Linked DNA regions of Homo sapiens: region 2 is linked to region 1. Evidence: chromatin loops called from intact Hi-C (ENCODE). Cell type or tissue: adrenal gland. All regions are shown on one strand. Each heading gives the region's core, and the rest is flanking DNA. Links, peaks and the distances in the headings are about the cores only.

Region 1 (8,325 bases), core at 17-8,016:
TCGCCGGCTCCGCGGCGAGGGCGGCGGCGGGGGCGCCCGGGGGCAGCTGCAGCATGCGGAGCCCCCGGGCCTGGCCTGGTCGCGCCCCGCCCCCTCCCCGCCGATCCGCCCGCCCTTTGTCCCCTGCGGCCGCCGCCGGGGCTGCCGCCGCCGAAGCGCTTTCTCTATCCGGAAACCATTTTTAAATAAAGATTATGTCCCAACTGGTTATCCTGGGAGGGTGGAGTTGGGGGTGAGGAGAATGTTGAGGGATATATTGGTTAAGGGAGATTACAGAAGACGTATTTCCTGTGCTATAAACTTTGGTAATGTTTGAACTTGTTTTTAAAAGAAACATGATTTTTGATGGCAGGAAAAGAACCCCATTTTTGAGACAGAGTTTCACTCTTGTTGCCGAGGCTGGAGTGCAATGGCGTGATATCGGCTCACTGCAACCTCCGCCCCTGGGTTCAAGCAATTCTCCTGCCTCAGCCTCCCAAGTAGCTGGGGTTACAGGCACCTGCCACCATGCCTGGCTAAGTTTTGTATTTTTAGTAGAGATGGGGTTTCACCATGTTGGCCAGGCTGGTCTCGAACTCCAGACCTCAGGTGATCCACCAGCCTCAGCCTCCCAAAGTGCTGGGATTACAGGTGTGAGCCATCGCGCCCAGCCAGATTCTCGTTTTTTAACCACACACTTGAAAAGACCTAGGGTAACTTTGGTAATAATGAAATTATTACCTGAGAAGAATAAAGGTAATTTTGAAAATACTTCCTCAAAGGAGAAATTAGCTAAATGCATAAAACTGCTCACTGTAGTTAAATACCTATTGTAAAGAGAAACTGGAAAAACCTGAACATCTACATTACAATATGTTCAGACAGTCTCTCAATAGAATTTCATGTTGTCGACAAAAATGATAAACAGGAAGACTGGATAGTAAACACAAGGGAAATGCAGGGCAAAATACAGAACTATTTACTATAAAAAAAAGTATATGTGTAGATATGGACAGGGGAATATCGAAAGATGAATACACTTACTGTATTCAAATGGTTTGGGTGAATTTCCTTCTTTTAAACTTTCTTTTAATGGCTGTGTTTCTGTGTCCTATCCAGATTACTTGCTGCTATGTCTTTACCTCTCTCTTCTCCAACCTGTACATATGTGTTGTCAGATGGCTCAGGGGTTGACAGCCACATTCTTGACCTCAAGGCTTCTCTCACCCCTGTGCTTGCAGAGGGCTCAGGGGTGGCCTTAGACAGAGGCAAACGTCCCAGGACCCTGTGAGCTGGGAGAAAAAGGCAGGATACCAACCTGCTCTCAGGCTCCAGTCTGCAGCAGATGGCGGCCAGCGGGAAGAAGGCCGGGGGACAATCTGTGGGAACAAACTTCTCCCAGAAAAGCTTCACGTTGAGGCCAAAGTCCAGTGTTCGGGGAAGGCAGTCAGGATCTGCATACACCTGCCCAATGATCTGTAGGGTAAGAAGACAGCTGTTTACAAAGGACTACAGAGGCCACAGATACTTGGCAAGGGAAAGGGATGCTGGGATGTGGACAGGAAGAATGGCAGAAGAGGAGGTGGTAAAATAGGTTAGAGAGCTCTCCCCAATCCCCAATCATCTCTCCAAATCTTACTAATCCAGACCTGTATCCACTGAGAGCTGGGTTACTGAAGAGGACTAAGAAGGGGCTTCACTGCAGAAGCCAAGTGTTCCAAATCAGCATCTGCTCCTAGCTTCCACTCATCCTACCCTGCCTTGTCTGTGTCTCCTTGTGGCTGTGTGTGTGTGCCAGAGTTAAGGCTCTATGAGGTGCTGGATCTGATTCATGTCTGAAACCCTCTGGCACCAGCCCAGTGCTCTGAACAGAGGTGTTCAATTAATATTAAAGAAAACAATTTTTTAAAACAAATCTTCCTTCATGGCCAGGCACGGTAGCTCATGCCTGTAATCTCAGCACTTTGGGAGGCTGAAGCGGGTGGATCACCTGAGGTCAGGCATTTGAGACCAGCCTGGCCAATATGGCGAAACCCTGTCTCTACTGAAAATACAAAAATTAGCCAGGCGTGGTGGCGCACACCTGTAGTCCCAGCTACTTGGGAGGCTGAGGCAGGAGGATTGCTTGAACCTGGGAGGCGGAGGCTGCAGTGAGCCAAGATTGCACCTCTGCACTCCAGCCTGGGTGACAGAGTGAAACTCCATCTCAAAAACAAAAACAAAAACAAAACATTCCTTCATTATCCTAACCATCCCTTGTCTCTCCTCTCCTCTACCCCTCACAACTTTGTAGGAATTACAGAAGGCTTTGAATGTGTGTGTGTTTGAGTCGCTGAGATATGCTGTCACCTGACTAAACTCCTAAAGGTAGGAATCTTTCCAAGATTCCTCACTCTGTCCACGTGGTACCTGGCACAGGGCTGACACTTCCTAGAGTGGCTACTTCTACTTGAAGGGAACTGAGAAGGGCTACATTTGGCCCAAGAGCTAGCTAGACAGCCACATGAACAGTCTCTTGCCCTTCCTTCTGGAATTCTGAGTCTCATCTGCCCCTTATCGACCATGTGCAAGCCACTGCCCTCTTCCAAGCCTCAGTTTCCTCAACTAAAAAAAAAAAAAAAAAAACCTGGCCGGGCGAGGTAGCTCACGCCTATTAATTCCAGCACTTTTAGAGGCTGAGGCAGGCGGATCACCTGAGGTCCGGAGTTCAAGACCAGCCTGGCCAACATGGTGAAACCCTGTCTCTACTAAAAATACAAAAATTAGCCGGGCATGGTGGTGTGTGCCGGTAGTCCCAGCTACTTGGGAGGCTGAGGCAGGAGAATCACTTGAACCCAGAAGGCAGAGGTTGCAGTGAGCCCAGATTGTGCCACTGCACTCCAGCCTGGGCAACGAAGTGAGGCTCCATCTAAAACAAAAAAACCCTGCCAGTCCTTCTCTTAAGACCAATGAAACACGAACGTGGCAAAGATGTGCAGATGCGTTATAAACCATAAAACCCTACACCCATGTTGATTTTAGTCAAGCTAGTCATCCCTAGGAGGAGATGCCCCAGTTCCGAGGGAAGGCAGAGCTGCTAGGCCTGCTGCCTCGGGCATGGCCTTGGTGCCAGAGCTCACCTCACAGAGAACGATCCCAAAGGAGAAGATATCCACCGTCTCATCATAGCTCTTTCCTTGGGGAACACAGGAGAGCACACTGTTAAGTTTACATCCCTTACCTGCTCTGCACTGGGTCTAGGGTCAATCTAAGCCACAGCTAAGAACTAGGGCTAGAACAGGTTCTGTAGGGACACCCCACAGGCTGTCCTGCGCAGACACCACCTGAAAATAGTCCTTCCTCAGCTGTAGGTGAACTGCCTTGGAGAGCCCTTATAACATAACACTGCCTAGGATGAAACTGCACGTTAAAGTGGAAAAGAACCAGACTAGGGTTCATCTAGCCTCTGCCATTAGGCAGCTGTATGCTCCTAGGCAATTCACTGAACTTCTCTGGGCCTCAGACTCCAAAATGGATTGTATTCAGACCATTTCTGAGGCCTCACAACCCTGATTTCAAGAATCCCAACCAGCATCTCTGGTTGGTTTGAGCATTATCCACCAGAGGGCACCACACTTCAGTTCTCACCATGGAGAGAGAAGGCTAAAGCTGGGACAATAGCCTGAGCTCTTAGCGATCCCTGAGGCACAAATGCCACAGTCAGAACTCACCTTATCCCCCATGATGGGACACTGATCAGTTCCCAGCCCCCTGAGCTCAGGAGCTAAATCGTGAGGCCCCACCTGGCAAGGGAAAAATATCCTCAGCTCTGGGTATCCGGTCCTACGCTTCACAGGCCTCCCCTGGAATTCCCAGGGCTCTGATGCAAGGGCAGCATCTGTCCTCCCTCTGCGGGTGTCCCCTCCAGGGCTTCAGGACTCACCGTTCAGCATCTCAGGGGCCATCCAGTAGGGGTTTCCCACCACCGTGTAGCGCTTCTTGCGGTCGTTCTTGCGCAAGGTGCGTTTCTTGGTGGTGGCCTTCTCCATGGGGGCCCTTTTCCTCTCTTCCACTATGAGCCGTGACAGCCCAAAGTCTGCCACCACCACAGTCTTGTCCTGGTAGGATAAAAGACAGGTCAGGACTTCATGGGGATGTTCTCAAACCTGGCCCTGGGGAGGAAGCATAGGCAAGAGAAGCCACTGAGAAGGGGAGAAAAGGTGTATAGCAAGGGAGAATCAGAGCAGAAAGCTCTATCAAATAGACACACTCAGGCCAGGCACGGTGGCTTCCACCTGTAATCCCAGAACTTTGGGAGGCCAAGGCGGGTGAATCACCTGAGGTCAGGAGTTCAAGACCAGCCTGGCCAACATGGCAAAACCCCGTCTCTACTAAAAATACAAAAAAAAAAAAAAAAAAATTAGCTGGGCGTGGTGGCACACGCCTGTAGTCCTAGCTACTTGGGAGGCTGAAGCAGAAGAATCACTAGAACCCGGGAGGTAGAGGCTGCAGTAAGCCAAGATTGCACCACTGCACTCCAGCCTGGGAAACAGAATGAGACTCCATCTAAAAAACAAAACAAAACAAAACAAAAAAACAGACACACTTGGCATTTGTGTTTCTGAGGGTCTGGTATCTGTGCACAGCAGACTCCCAGCCCACAGTGGGTTCATGGCAGAGCCACTGGAGCCCTGGAGGTGAGGCTCAGGGACTTGGAGAGTGGAACTCAGAGGTGGGACAGGGGGTTGCTTTTGTTTTTCCCTGTCCTGTCTTATTCCTAAAATGATTTCAGGCAGTGGCTAGAACCAGGATAAGACAGAAAAAGGCAAGGTGGAGGCAGTAGATGGGGAGACTTGGGGGAGACAAGCTCTTTGAATAGCTACAGGGCAGTCATGTGGGAAAGGAATGAAGATTGCGTGGTGTGGGTCTAGAGGGCAGAGCCAGGGCCAGCCGGTAGACACCCAGGAAGCCAGATAGCAAGTCAGTAAGACAAACAACATTGTAACCACCACAGCTGAGGGGCAGTGGGAGGAATGCTGGTCTCAAACTGGTCCCTGTAAATTTACTAGCTCGGTGGCCTCAGGCTGAGGCTTCAGGTGCCACCACTGTAAAATGGGGTCAGCAATGAACTGTTTTACAAGACTACTATGGGGCAAAAGCAGGTAAAATGACAGGGTTTTCTACATATAGTCAACAAACTTCTGAAGTCCCTTCTAATCAAATTATTTCAAAGGTTGCTAATGAGAGAAGGTGAAATTATGTCTGTGTGTGTCTCGGAGCTCCCAGAGGACAGAGAAGGGCATTGGAAGAAGCAGGAAGGGAAAGATAGGAGCTCCTAGGCAACACCTCTGCCCTCTAGCCAGAGGGGACAAGTCAGCCTCCTTTGTGACAAGGAAGCCAGGAAGGATAGGACCCTGGAGGCCAGGCCCAGAGCAGTGGGACATACCAACTTGATGAGGCAGTTGTGCGAGTTCAGATCCCGGTGGATGATGCACATAGAGTGCAAATAGGCCTGGAACAGAAGCATGAGCTGAGGCTACAGGGCCAGCAAATCAACTAGACCCTGAATCTGGAATTGGGCGCCATAGATGCTCTCCTACCAGGCCATGCCCACCCAGCTTCAGAACCCAACCTGGACAACAGGGCCAGGGCCTCCTATGGCCTCTCCCTTGTCCCAATACCAACAGGAAGCCTGGACTTCCTCTGCTTCCCTGCTGCCATCTCCTGCCCATCCTTTGGTTCACCAATCACTAGCACAGTGGCTGGCCAAAGCCCTCACAGCTCTCTCCTAATGTCCCCAACTTCAGAAAACCCTGGCCGTTGCAGCACCCCCTCCACCTCTACCCATTTTACTTAGATCCAGGCTGCTCCCTCCTCCCCACTCTCCCAATCTCTGGCTTGAGCCACTTTGGATCCTTCCTGCCTGCAACAGAGAAGTGACTTCTTGCTCCAGCTAGCTCTGTCTTTCAGACATTCACCTCCTCTAAGACTCCACCTTCCCCACTGTCTAAACTTTAAGCTCTCCCCCTTCCTACCAAAATGTTTGTCAACAAATTTGTTTGTTATGTCTCCTCTCCAGGCCTCCACCACTGACTCTTACCACTCTCAGGAGCAACTTCCTTTCTCCTTCCCTTGCAAATGTAGAAGGAGCCACTCCTTGCTCTCCAGCCCCCTGCAATACTACTTTCATCCCTTAGGCTCCTGGAGCTGCTCACACACCCAGGGAGCTCTTCCTGAATCGCTATAGCTCATGACCTGCCTGCCTGCCTGCCTGAGGGAGTGCTCCTCAAAGACTGTCCACAACTTTCCTATGCTACCTGATCCTGAGACTCTTGTGTGTCTGTTTTTTTCTTCCAGCCTTTTCAGTGTCAGCCCTGCTCAAAGCCATCTCCTCTTCACAAGCTGAGACACCCCCACCAGCTACATGGATGCCTCTTCTGTCCCACAGCTCCAGCTGCCCCTTCTCTGCAGATTAGGTGACTAGCAGCCTCTCCCTAAGCCAGTCTCATGGAGCCAGTTTCCTGCCCAGAAGATGCTGATAGGTTCTGCTAGCACAGAACAGCAGGGATCAATGCTAGCTCTTCCCAAACCAGTTGCTCAACAATCATGGCTATCCCCCATCCCCCAAATGTCTGGTAAGTGACACCTCAAGCCACTCGTAACTCCTCCTCCTCCTCCTCCTGTTCCCTCATTGCCAACCAGTCTCTCCATTCTGACTCCACCCGGCCTCCCAGGCTCCTGTCCCCACAGCCACTACCTTAATTCAGAAATTTGAAATGTTTCATTAGCCCCCTATGCAGGGCTCCATTCCCTGGACCCTCCGCATTCCACCCCAATGTACTAACCATATCAGTCTCTCTTTTTTTTTTTTTTTGAGATGAAGTCTCACTCTGTCACCCAGGCTGGAATGCAGTGGTGTGATCTTGGCTCACTGCAACTTCTGCCTCCCAGGTTCAAGCTATTCTCCTGCCTCGGCCTCCTGAGTAGCTGGGACTACAGGCGTGCACCACCACGCCCAGCTAATTTTTGCATTTTTTTCTTTAGTAGAAACAGGGTTTCACCAGTTGGCCAGGCTGGTCTCAAACTCCTGACCTCAAGTGATCCACTCACCTCGGCCTCCCAAAAAAGTGCTGGGATTACAGGCATGAGCCACTGTGCCAGCCCAGACTCATTTTGGAAAAACCACAGCTCTTAAGCTTTCTTGCTTAAAAATCTTTTCCTGCCGGGCATGGTGGCTCACAACTGTAATCCCAACACTTTGGGAGGGCGAGGCAGGAGGAATGCTTGAGCCCAGGAGTTTGAGATCAGCCTGGGCAACAAAGTGAGAACCTGTCTCTACCAAAAAAAAAAAAAAAAAAAAAGAAAAAAAAATTCAAAAAATTAGGTGTGGTGGTACACACCTGTAGTCCAGCTACTTGGGAGGCTAAGGCAGGAGGATTGCTTGAGCCCAGGAGGTCGAAGCTGTAGTGAGCCATGATCGTGCCACTGCACTCCAGTCTGGGCAACAGAGCAATATCCTTTCTCAAAACAACAACAACAAAAAAACCTCCTTCCTGATTCAAGCCCCAGAAACAGGAAAAAAAAACAAAAAAACAAACAAACAAACAAACAAAAAAACCAAAAAGCCAGTCAACCAAAAAACTCTTTTACATTTGTCTCCTATAGTCCAGACTCCATAGCTTAAAACACAGCGACCTTGATGTACCCCCAAACTGTTCCAGACTACTACTATTTTCATGGACCCCCATGTGAAGGGCAGTGGCTAAAGTCTCAGGCTTGGCGACCAGACTGATTAGCCCAGGATCCCAGCTCTGTCCCTTTCCAGTCCAGCTTATCTGGAAACCAAGGTTGTCATGAGGAATAAACATGCACATGCATGTTAATCCCTCAGCCCAGTGCCTAGCATATAGAGGGCACTCAGTACTTGTCAGCTGTTATTATTTCTATGCTTGGAATCATTTGTTTCCAGGTGAAATAGATGATTTTCTCCTCTTTCCTCCCAGGTCTTTGCTCCTGTCACTTCAATCCTGGTGCCTCTCTGCCAATAAGAACTTTATCCAATTCTGATCCTTCAGGGCTCCGCTAGAACTCATTTCCCCTTCATTGATTTCCTAGGCAGTGAGGTGCTCTAGTTGGTCTAAGGGCCCTCAGCACCTGAATACCTGTGATGGCAAGCCCAGGCCATCTCAGGCTACAGTTTGCCTCTCCAGTTTGCCTTGTCCGTGCCCTGTTTGCCTTTAGAGATGTGTAATTCTTTGAAAACAGGGCTGTGAACTGAGAACAGTTGGCTGGGGTCAGTTTCAGTGACACAGACAAACTCAATGAATAGCTGCTGACCCAGCCCACACAAGTTGCATAGGAAGGGGT
Region 2 (8,325 bases), core at 151-8,150, 62 kb before region 1:
CCTCCACTGGCCCAGCTGTAAACTGGGAGAGATCAGAATCCCCCAGGGTGTCCAGGAGGATTGGTAAAGTACTGGCCTGGGTGTGGTGGGGGTGGGTGTGCTAGACTTTCTTTAGTAGCTGAGTCTTGTGTTTTAAGCAAGTTCACCTTCTGAAGGTTTCCTCATTTATGATATGAATACACTGAATATATAAAACAGATAAAAGCAGTATGTCATTGCTACAAATTCAGTTCAAATGTATAATGTTTACTTAAAAAGACAATGACAGAAGAGCTAGGTAGGCTGTGCTAACGTACACAGATATTTGGGACTGGGGTAGTAAACAGTGGTGTCTTCTACCTTGACAGCATTGCATGCGTTTGTTTCTTGCTATGGCTGTACAGTAAGGAGACAGTTAGATGTCTGTATGTGTTGACAGTGTTCAGCCACTTACCTTGAGCTCTCAGGTTCTCAGGATGTGCTTCTGTTAAAGAGAGATGGCAGAGGCAGTTCCGTTCTAGCACAAGGTAATGGGGTGGTCTTCAGTGGGTTACCATTTGATCTGTGACACAAAGGTGAATGTTGCTTTCTCTTACAGTTCTAAAACAGTAAACACACACACACACAAAAGAAATGAGTCAAAATTGACTAGAACCCATGAAACACCTCCCTGGAACCAAAATAGCTTGAAAGCCAACGGATTCAGCTCTTCTCAGGGCTTTCCCAATATTCTATGACCCCCACAGCTGGAATGCCTTTGTAAGCTCCAGCTGAGGAAGGGATGTTGTGAGGAGACTGATCACTGGTACTAAGTCAGGTGCTCAGGTACAGGAAGTGCCTGCCAACCTGAGTCCTCCTTCCAGGGTGCTGGTTCTGACCTTCAGCTCCTGACTCATCCAACCCCGGGGGCCTGGCTGTGAGTTGGTGCTCAGCTCACACCACAGCTTTCCAAAGCCACGCTGTCTTGGAGGGTGATCACACAGCTTGCCTCGGAGGGCTGCTGTCAGGATGGGTTGCATGAGATAAGTGCCTCTAAAAGGCTGAGCACCGTGCCTGCCTGGCACACAATGAATGCTTAATCAATACAGGGTAGTATCATCATCCTTGCTGTCACCAGCACTTCCCCAGCTTAACGTTTCACAAATGCTTTTTTTTTTTGAGACGGAGTCTTGCTCTGTTGCCCAGGCTGGAGTGCAGTGGTGTGATCTCGGCTCACTGCAAGCTCTGCCTCCCGGGTTTATGCCATTCTCCCGCCTCAGCCTCCCGAGTAGCTGGGACTACAGGCACCTGCCACCATGCCTGGTTAATTTTTTTGTGTTTTTAGTAGAGACCGAGTTTCACCGTGTTAGCCAGGATGGTCTTGATCTCCTGACTTCGTGATCCGCCCGCCTCAGCCTCCCAAAGTGCTGGGATTACAGGTGTGAGCCACCGCGCCCGGATTTTTTTTTTTTTTTTTTTTTTTGAGAGGAAGTCTTGACTTGTTGCCCAGGCTGGAGTGCAGTGACACGATCTTGGCTCACTGCAACCTCTACCTCCCAGGTTCAAGTGATTCTCCTGCCTCAGCCTCCCAAGTAGCTGGGATTACGGGAGTCTGCCACCACACCCGGCTAATTTTTTATATTTTTAATAGAGATGGGGTTTCACCATGTTGGCCAGGCTGGTCTTGAACTCCTGACCTCAGGTGATCCACCCATCTCGGCCTCCCAAAGCGCTGGGATTACAAGCATGAGCCACCGCACCCGGCCCACAGACACTTTTGAAGCCTCTGGCCCTTGCTGTCTGCTAATTCTCATGTCGTCAGAATTGCCACTATCATTTAATGGGCTGCTTTTTCAATTCAAACTCGTGAAAATATTACGAATAATTATCTCTGCACTTTGTCCTGCCTTTCCTTTCCATTTCCCTGGCCAAGACTAATGTCACTTTTGAATAAAATGAACAAATATAATTCTTTGTATAAAACTAGGGGAAACCCAGGGATACAGAACAGGAAGGCTGGTTTATATGCCAATAACTCATCTGTAAATTCATGTAAATGTAATTCTGTGCATTATAGCTAATGCACCTAAAGTCAATTCTTAATGTCTAAGGATGAGCAAATGTGTAACTCTTCATTGTGTAGAGGGGTATAGAGCTTAGCTTGCCATGTCCTGGGTACATTTCCAGTAGTCATTTAGTTAGTACCAGTGATTCCCACTCAAGTGTCCCGTAAGGAGGTACCATGGGAAATAAGAGCAGCCTCTTGGCATTCTGGGTAGGGAGCCTGAGCCAAACTCTAAAGCTGTCTTTATAAAGGGAGGTCATGTGATGGCCAGAAATTGCCTTTGCTTCATGGTGCACTTGGTGGGGAGTCAGGTGTGGGGTGCTGGGTTTCACATCATCCCATTTTCTTTTCTGCCTTCAGACCTGCAATGCTTCTTTTGCCACCCGAGACCGTCTGCGCTCCCACCTGGCCTGTCATGAAGACAAGGTGCCCTGCCAGGTGTGTGGGAAGTACTTGCGGGCAGCATACATGGCAGACCACCTGAAGAAGCACAGCGAGGGGCCCAGCAACTTCTGCAGTATCTGTAACCGAGGTAATCTGCCCACTGTTTCCTCACTTCCAGAGGATGGGCCTGAGCGTGTATGGGAGGCCTAGGGGTGTCTCAATCACCCTGCCTCAGACTCCACTCTTTGCACAGCCACCCCCTACTTCCCACTGAATGATAAACACCTTCATCACCCAACTAGCTATTTGCTACCTCTTCCTTCCCAAGAAGCTTGGGGTGCTTAGAATGGGAAGTCCCAGGAGACCAGCAGGTCAAAACAGAAGGAGAGAGGTTCTTCCCAAGCTTGGGCCCATAACTCTCACCTGCTACTCAGATGGCAGGATGGATGCATTTTGCAGACACCACTGAACCACTGAGGTTGGTGGGGGAGTTAGTAGGTCCCAAAGTGAGAGAAAAAGAGGTTGGTCCGGCTTGAGAGCTTTTGCTGGTTGATTCACTGGCATATGAAATTCAGCAGCCAGGGAAGGAGGTTGAGTCTGGAGATAAACAAGGAGCAGACACTTTGTAGCACAAGTAGTCAGAAGAGAGCCCAAACTCAGGTAGATTGTGGCCTTGAGAGAGGAAAGTGGAAGGTGCTCTGAGCAGGGCAGCATGCTTGAGGACAAGGTGGGCCTAAGTAGTGTCTAACTCTGTGGCAGTGGTGTTGTGTTGGGTGAAGTCAAGCCTGTCCCCAAGGTTCTGCCGGGTCTAGTTGGCTGTTGGAAGTGCTAGATGTTTGTGTTTTGCAAGCACAGCATCAGTGGAGGCTTGCACTGTGTCTGTGCTAAAGGAGGTTGGAGCAGCTATCTGTGAACGTGAGGATGCTTCTGCATGGTGTGCTTTGCTTTGGCCAGTGGGGAGCACTGGGATGTCCTTATCTCCTGGGGCATTCTTGCTTGTCCCAATGCTTCCGAAAGCCTGCTTAGTGGGTGCAGCACTGAACCAGGAGTCAAGAGACCCAGGGTTTAGTCCCAGCCTCTCACTAGGTGGCCTCGAGTTCTCCCATTCCCTCTCTAAGCTTGAGTTTCTTCATCTCTCAAATGGGGTTAAGAATAGCCCCCTTTCCCACCTCACAGGGCTGTTATGAGGATCCCAGGAGACAAGGTAGGTGAAAGGAGCCGCACACTTGGGAGACTCTATCCTTGCACTTTGTAACAATGTTGGGAAAGACATGCTTGTTGACACTCTGGGTTGGACCAGGCACAACACTCCTGCAGGCCTTGGCGGAATCGTTGGGTGCCTGTGCTGTGTTCATGTGCCGAGGTCCACGGTGGAAGGAGATTGCTGAGTAGCTGGGTGTTCTTGGTGTCCTGGAACTGGGTCCCTCCTTGCAGCTTCATACCTGGGGTTTGTACCACCAGGACACCTGCTGTGAAAGCAGGGAAGTAGTAGTGAAGGTCTCTTAAGCTGTCTGTTCTGTTTTCTGACATGTCATTAGAGCCCATTGCTGACAGGAGCTTCCTCCAGGTTGCAAGCGGTGGGCTTGCGCATGCAGGGAGAGTTATCAGGCTGTGGCTGACTGTCTTGACTGGGGCTTCCCCAGCCCTAGAAATAATGTCGTTTCTTGTCTTGCTTCATCCTAACCTGGCTTCCTGACAGCTCCCCCGGATAACTCAAAACCTGCTGTAACAAGCTGTTAGCAGGCATTTTGTCAAGTTTTCAATATGGAAGTTCCCAGTCTGAGAACTGGGGTCAGAGACCAGAGGTTGAAAACTGCTGAGTGGAGAAGGGTGCTCATGATAAAACTCAGAAAGCCCAGACCAGATGGTGGAGTAGGGCAGAAACTGGACAGGAGACCCAGGGCTACAGCCCTTGAAGCCCAGCTCAGGAGGAGAGAAAAACTGAGAGCAGCAGGGACAGTGGGAAAGTTGGCCCAGTAAGGAAGCAGCTGATGTGGCAAAGCCAACAACTATTGTACATCAGGATTTATTTTCCAAGGGCTAGTAAAGAGAACTTGGGCAACAGCCATAAGCTACATGACCGGAATGGAGAATCCAGAAGAGTAAACCAGAGTCTACTTTTTCTCAGAAAAGCCAAGACTGGGTCTGGATCACAGGCCAAACATCTCTGGGTTCCAGAGCCAGAGCGGGAAGTCCCTTTCCTGCAAGAAGACTAAAGAAGGTGCTGGTCCAACCCATGCTGGGTACTCAGAAAGAAGAGAAAACAATTGCAGTTTTTATCAGAAGAGAAGGAGCAGGATTCTACTCCTGGACTCATTCCTTGGGCAGAAATAGGAAGAGACAAAAAAAAAAAAAAAAAAAAAGGAAGAGGATAAAGTTCTTTCTGAGCACCAAAAACATTGAGACATTGGAATCAAAATGCAGAGAGCTCTGTGTCCTCCTTTGCCCTGCTGCCACCAAGCCTGTACCTACAGGAGGGGTTGCACGAATAAACGAATGTTCTTATCTCTGCATGTGTTCAAACAAAGGCTGAATGTCAGAACAGTTAAGATTGAATCAGGTGAACTTCCAGGTGCCCTCAGATCCTTCAATCCCAACAATTCTTAAATAGTTGACTTAAGTATCTACCTATAGATCTGTCTTTTTCAATTTTTGCCACAAAAATGACTCCTGGCTGTGAAGAATGGCAAAGAGGAAAGGCAGCCTGACTCCTGCAGCCTCACACGTGAGTCAGATGCAAGTTGAAGAGACAGATGACTCTGGCTTTGTCATACAGACATATCAGGATGTGTATGATACTATTTGTACAGGAAGATCATTTGCAGTGGAGGGAGTATTATGGCTAGAAAAGCTTGTTCCCACATTTTTGAGTTGAGGAAATCAGTTGAGTTGAACAGTGGAAAAGGGAGAAGGCCCTGGCTGATCACCATGATTTTCTTCCTTTAAAGTTTCTGTAGCAGGATCTTTGTATATATGCCTATGTGCTGGTATGGTGAAGAGGAACAGATTATCAGGAATCCGCCTTTGACAGAGACATTTGAATGCAAACATCATTGCTTGAAAGGTAGAGGAAGCCTTCTCCCCAGTCAGAGGTAAGCACACAAGTGGATGGATGCAGGGAACCTGCTGTTCCCCTGGACTCACATCAAGCTATGTAGGCCCACTCCAACACAGTGCAGTTGGGAATGGCCCCTTCAGGGTTTGGACAAGGAGAAAGCAGTCCCCAACCCCTGCATTGATGTGGAACCTGCCAAAGGATGATTTGCTTCTGGAGTGCCAAGTGCAGGCACACCAGGCAAGAAAATGCAACTGAGGAGCAGTGGCCTTTTGCTAATAAGACCATCGTCTCTGGAGTGAAAGGGCCGGTGGCTTGTTGGTTGTAGTGGCAGTCATATGTGTGCTCAGCATCTCCATTGCGTGGATGGCTGGATCAAGCTGCCTCTTTGGATCTTGGTTAATCAGTGGTGAATGGGTGGGTAAGTTTAGAATTCCGGCTAAATATGTCTGGCTTCAAAGACGTATTCTGCTCAGAAGCTCAGCTTCTGTTTCATCCTAACACTTGGCTGCTGAGTTGCTCTGTGTTTAAATTCTAGGCTTTAAGTGGCAGCTGTGGATCCACTCCTACCACCCCGCCATGTGGTTTTGCTATAGATAGTACAGTCTGCAGCTGGGGTAAAGTCAAGAGGACTCAGCCACGTGTTTCTAAGACTGTTTTTCAGGAAAACTCAGCAAGACAGTTTCGCTGTTGTTGCCCAGACTGGAGTGCAATGGCGCGATCTCAGCTCATCACAACCTCCACCTCCTTGGTTCAAGCGATTCTCCTTCCTCAGCCTCCCTAGTTAGCTGGGATTACAGGCATGCACCACCACGCCCGGCTAATTTTGTATTTTTAGTAGAGACAGGGTTTCTCCATGTTGGTCAGGCTGGTCCGGAACTCCCAACCTCAGGTGATCTGCCTGCCTCGGCCTCCCAAAGTGCATGAGCCACTGCGCCCAGCCAAACTCAGCAAGTTTTTATTGAGCATCTGCTGTGTTCTCTTGGTATAGCTCTCCCAGTAAGGAGTAAACATAATAATTCCTGGTGCTCTCCCGCTCCTTTCTGTCCCCTTTTGATTGCAGTGGACCTGCTCTGGTTCATCACAGGGAGAGAGCTTCATGCTATTTTAGAGACCCCACAAGGGATTAAAAAACTAAGGAAAGGCCGGGCACGGTGGCTCACGCCTGTAATCCCAGCACTTTGGGAGGCCGAGGCGGGTGGATCGCGAAGTCAGGAGATCCGAGACCATCCTGGCTAACATGGTGAAACCCCGTCTCTACTAAAAATACAAAAAAAATTAGCCAGGTATGGTGGCGGGCGCCTGTAGTCCCAGCTACCAGGGAGGCTGAGGCAGGAGAATGGCATGAACCCTGGAGGCGGAGCTTGCAGTGAGCCGAGATGGTGCCACTGCACTCCAGCCTGAGCGAGAGTGAGACTCTGTCTCAAAAAAAAAAAAAAAGGAAAAAATTACCTTCTAAAGTGGTATCATCATATTATCAGAAAGTTCTAATATCTTGTACTGATTGGTGGGAGCCAATGTCTCCTGGTTCTGCTTTGTTTTAGGGGACTCTACAGTACCACCCCAAGGGGCAGGGCTAACAGCCTCTTTCCCATTAGCCTTGTCTCCTCACTCCTGACTACAGCCTCCCTCTTAGGGATGTCTACATGGGACCCTCTTACACCAATCTATACCCATGATCAGCCTCAGGCAGACCACTGCGGTCATAGCACAGGACAACTTGCTCTACCAGGCAGGGCAGGACACCAGCACCTGGTCTAGACAGATCTTTGAAGTAGCTGTATTGGGAAAGGAAGGAAAATTGGCCCAATCCCACATTTCCCTTCAGAACCACTAACTGCTGCTGTCAGAGGAGAACTTGTTAAATAAAGTTCCCACAGGCCAGCCCTGTTTTTCCAGCAGCTTCCATTCTAACATACCATTATGGTCGAAAAATACATGAGTGTAAATGGTAATAATGAAACCTATTGTAAAAGTCCACTGGATATTTCTAGGGCTCAGGGCTAAGACACAGGAACCAATTAACCCATTTATGCTGGAGGTTACAAACTTTTTTGTGAAAAATCAGACTTTAATGATGATCTTGAGCAGTAGGATACAAATAATTCCTAAAAGGTTAGCGTCCCAATAATGGAACATGAGGCATAAGTGGGTTAAAGCATCTGCCCAGTAGCTAAGGGCCAAGTTCTGGTGGCACATGATCCTGGGGTTGGAGTCCAGGCTCTGCCACTCAGTAGCTGTACGTGTGACCAGGTTACTTAACCTCACCAAGCCTCTTTTTTTTTTGAGACGGAGTCTCGCTCTGTTGCCCAGGCTGGAGCGCAGTGGCATGATCTCAGCTTACAGGTGCCTGCTACCACGCCCAGCTAATTTTTTATATTTTTAGTAGAGACGGGGTTTCACTGTGTTAGCCAGGATGGTCTCGATCTCCTGACCTCGTGATCTGCCCACCTCAGCCTCCCTAACCTCACAAAGCCTCTTATTTCTTTATCTGTAAAATGGGTATAATAGTAATCTGTAGCACAAAGGGTGTTGGGCAAATTCTATAGAATAGTGCATGCGGTGTGCTGGGCCCTGGTGTGCCATCAGCACTTCCTAAAGGTGAACCTTTATTACAGTTCCAGCAGCATTCAAAATACCATGCCAATTCAGACTTTTTTAAAACAAATCTCATGCAGACATTACACAGTACTCTTCAGCCTCTGACCCTTTACCCTTTAGCAGTGGATCTCACTGTTATCCTGTGACTGTGTAATTTTGAAAGTGAATGGAAACACCTGATGATGAGTCAACCAGATCTGAAGTGGATTAAAGGGACACTGTCAGGGTGCTGGCACCCTAAGTGGGCCTTATACTAAAAAGC

Evidence for each region. A loop is a pair of places that touch in the nucleus more often than their neighbours do. Peaks named below come from ENCODE experiments on the same cell type or tissue, not always from the same donor. Only the 100,000 strongest peaks of a DNase experiment are listed, where the experiment ranks them.
Region 2: it touches region 1 in a loop (3-fold over the local background); 4 of 110 quality-filtered maps call a loop at or near these places.

Annotation. Positions count from the first base shown.
Region 1 is chr22:31,268,281-31,276,605 of GRCh38, reverse strand. LIMK2 (LIM domain kinase 2) reads right to left here. Exons shown (of 16, transcript NM_005569.4): 12 at 5,405-5,470; 13 at 3,902-4,076; 14 at 3,099-3,154; 15 at 1,298-1,455. It also overlaps the pseudogene PPP1R14BP1. Among named protein-coding and RNA genes, the nearest start is that of PIK3IP1, 20 kb to the left of the region's middle. RefSeq lists an enhancer at 1-398. In adrenal gland, for the core only: CTCF peaks have their summits at 3,376 and 3,576 (motif pointing right); a DNase peak (open chromatin) is centred at 3,755.
Region 2 is chr22:31,329,922-31,338,246 of GRCh38, reverse strand. It overlaps PATZ1 (POZ/BTB and AT hook containing zinc finger 1), which reads left to right. Exons shown (of 5, transcript NM_014323.3): 3 at 2,384-2,555. PIK3IP1-DT (PIK3IP1 divergent transcript) reads right to left here and starts at 2,898. Exons shown (of 2, transcript NR_110542.1): 1 at 2,831-2,898; 2 at 226-579. In adrenal gland, for the core only: no CTCF peak of the experiment used is centred there; no DNase peak of the experiment used is centred there; H3K27ac peaks cover 972 bases.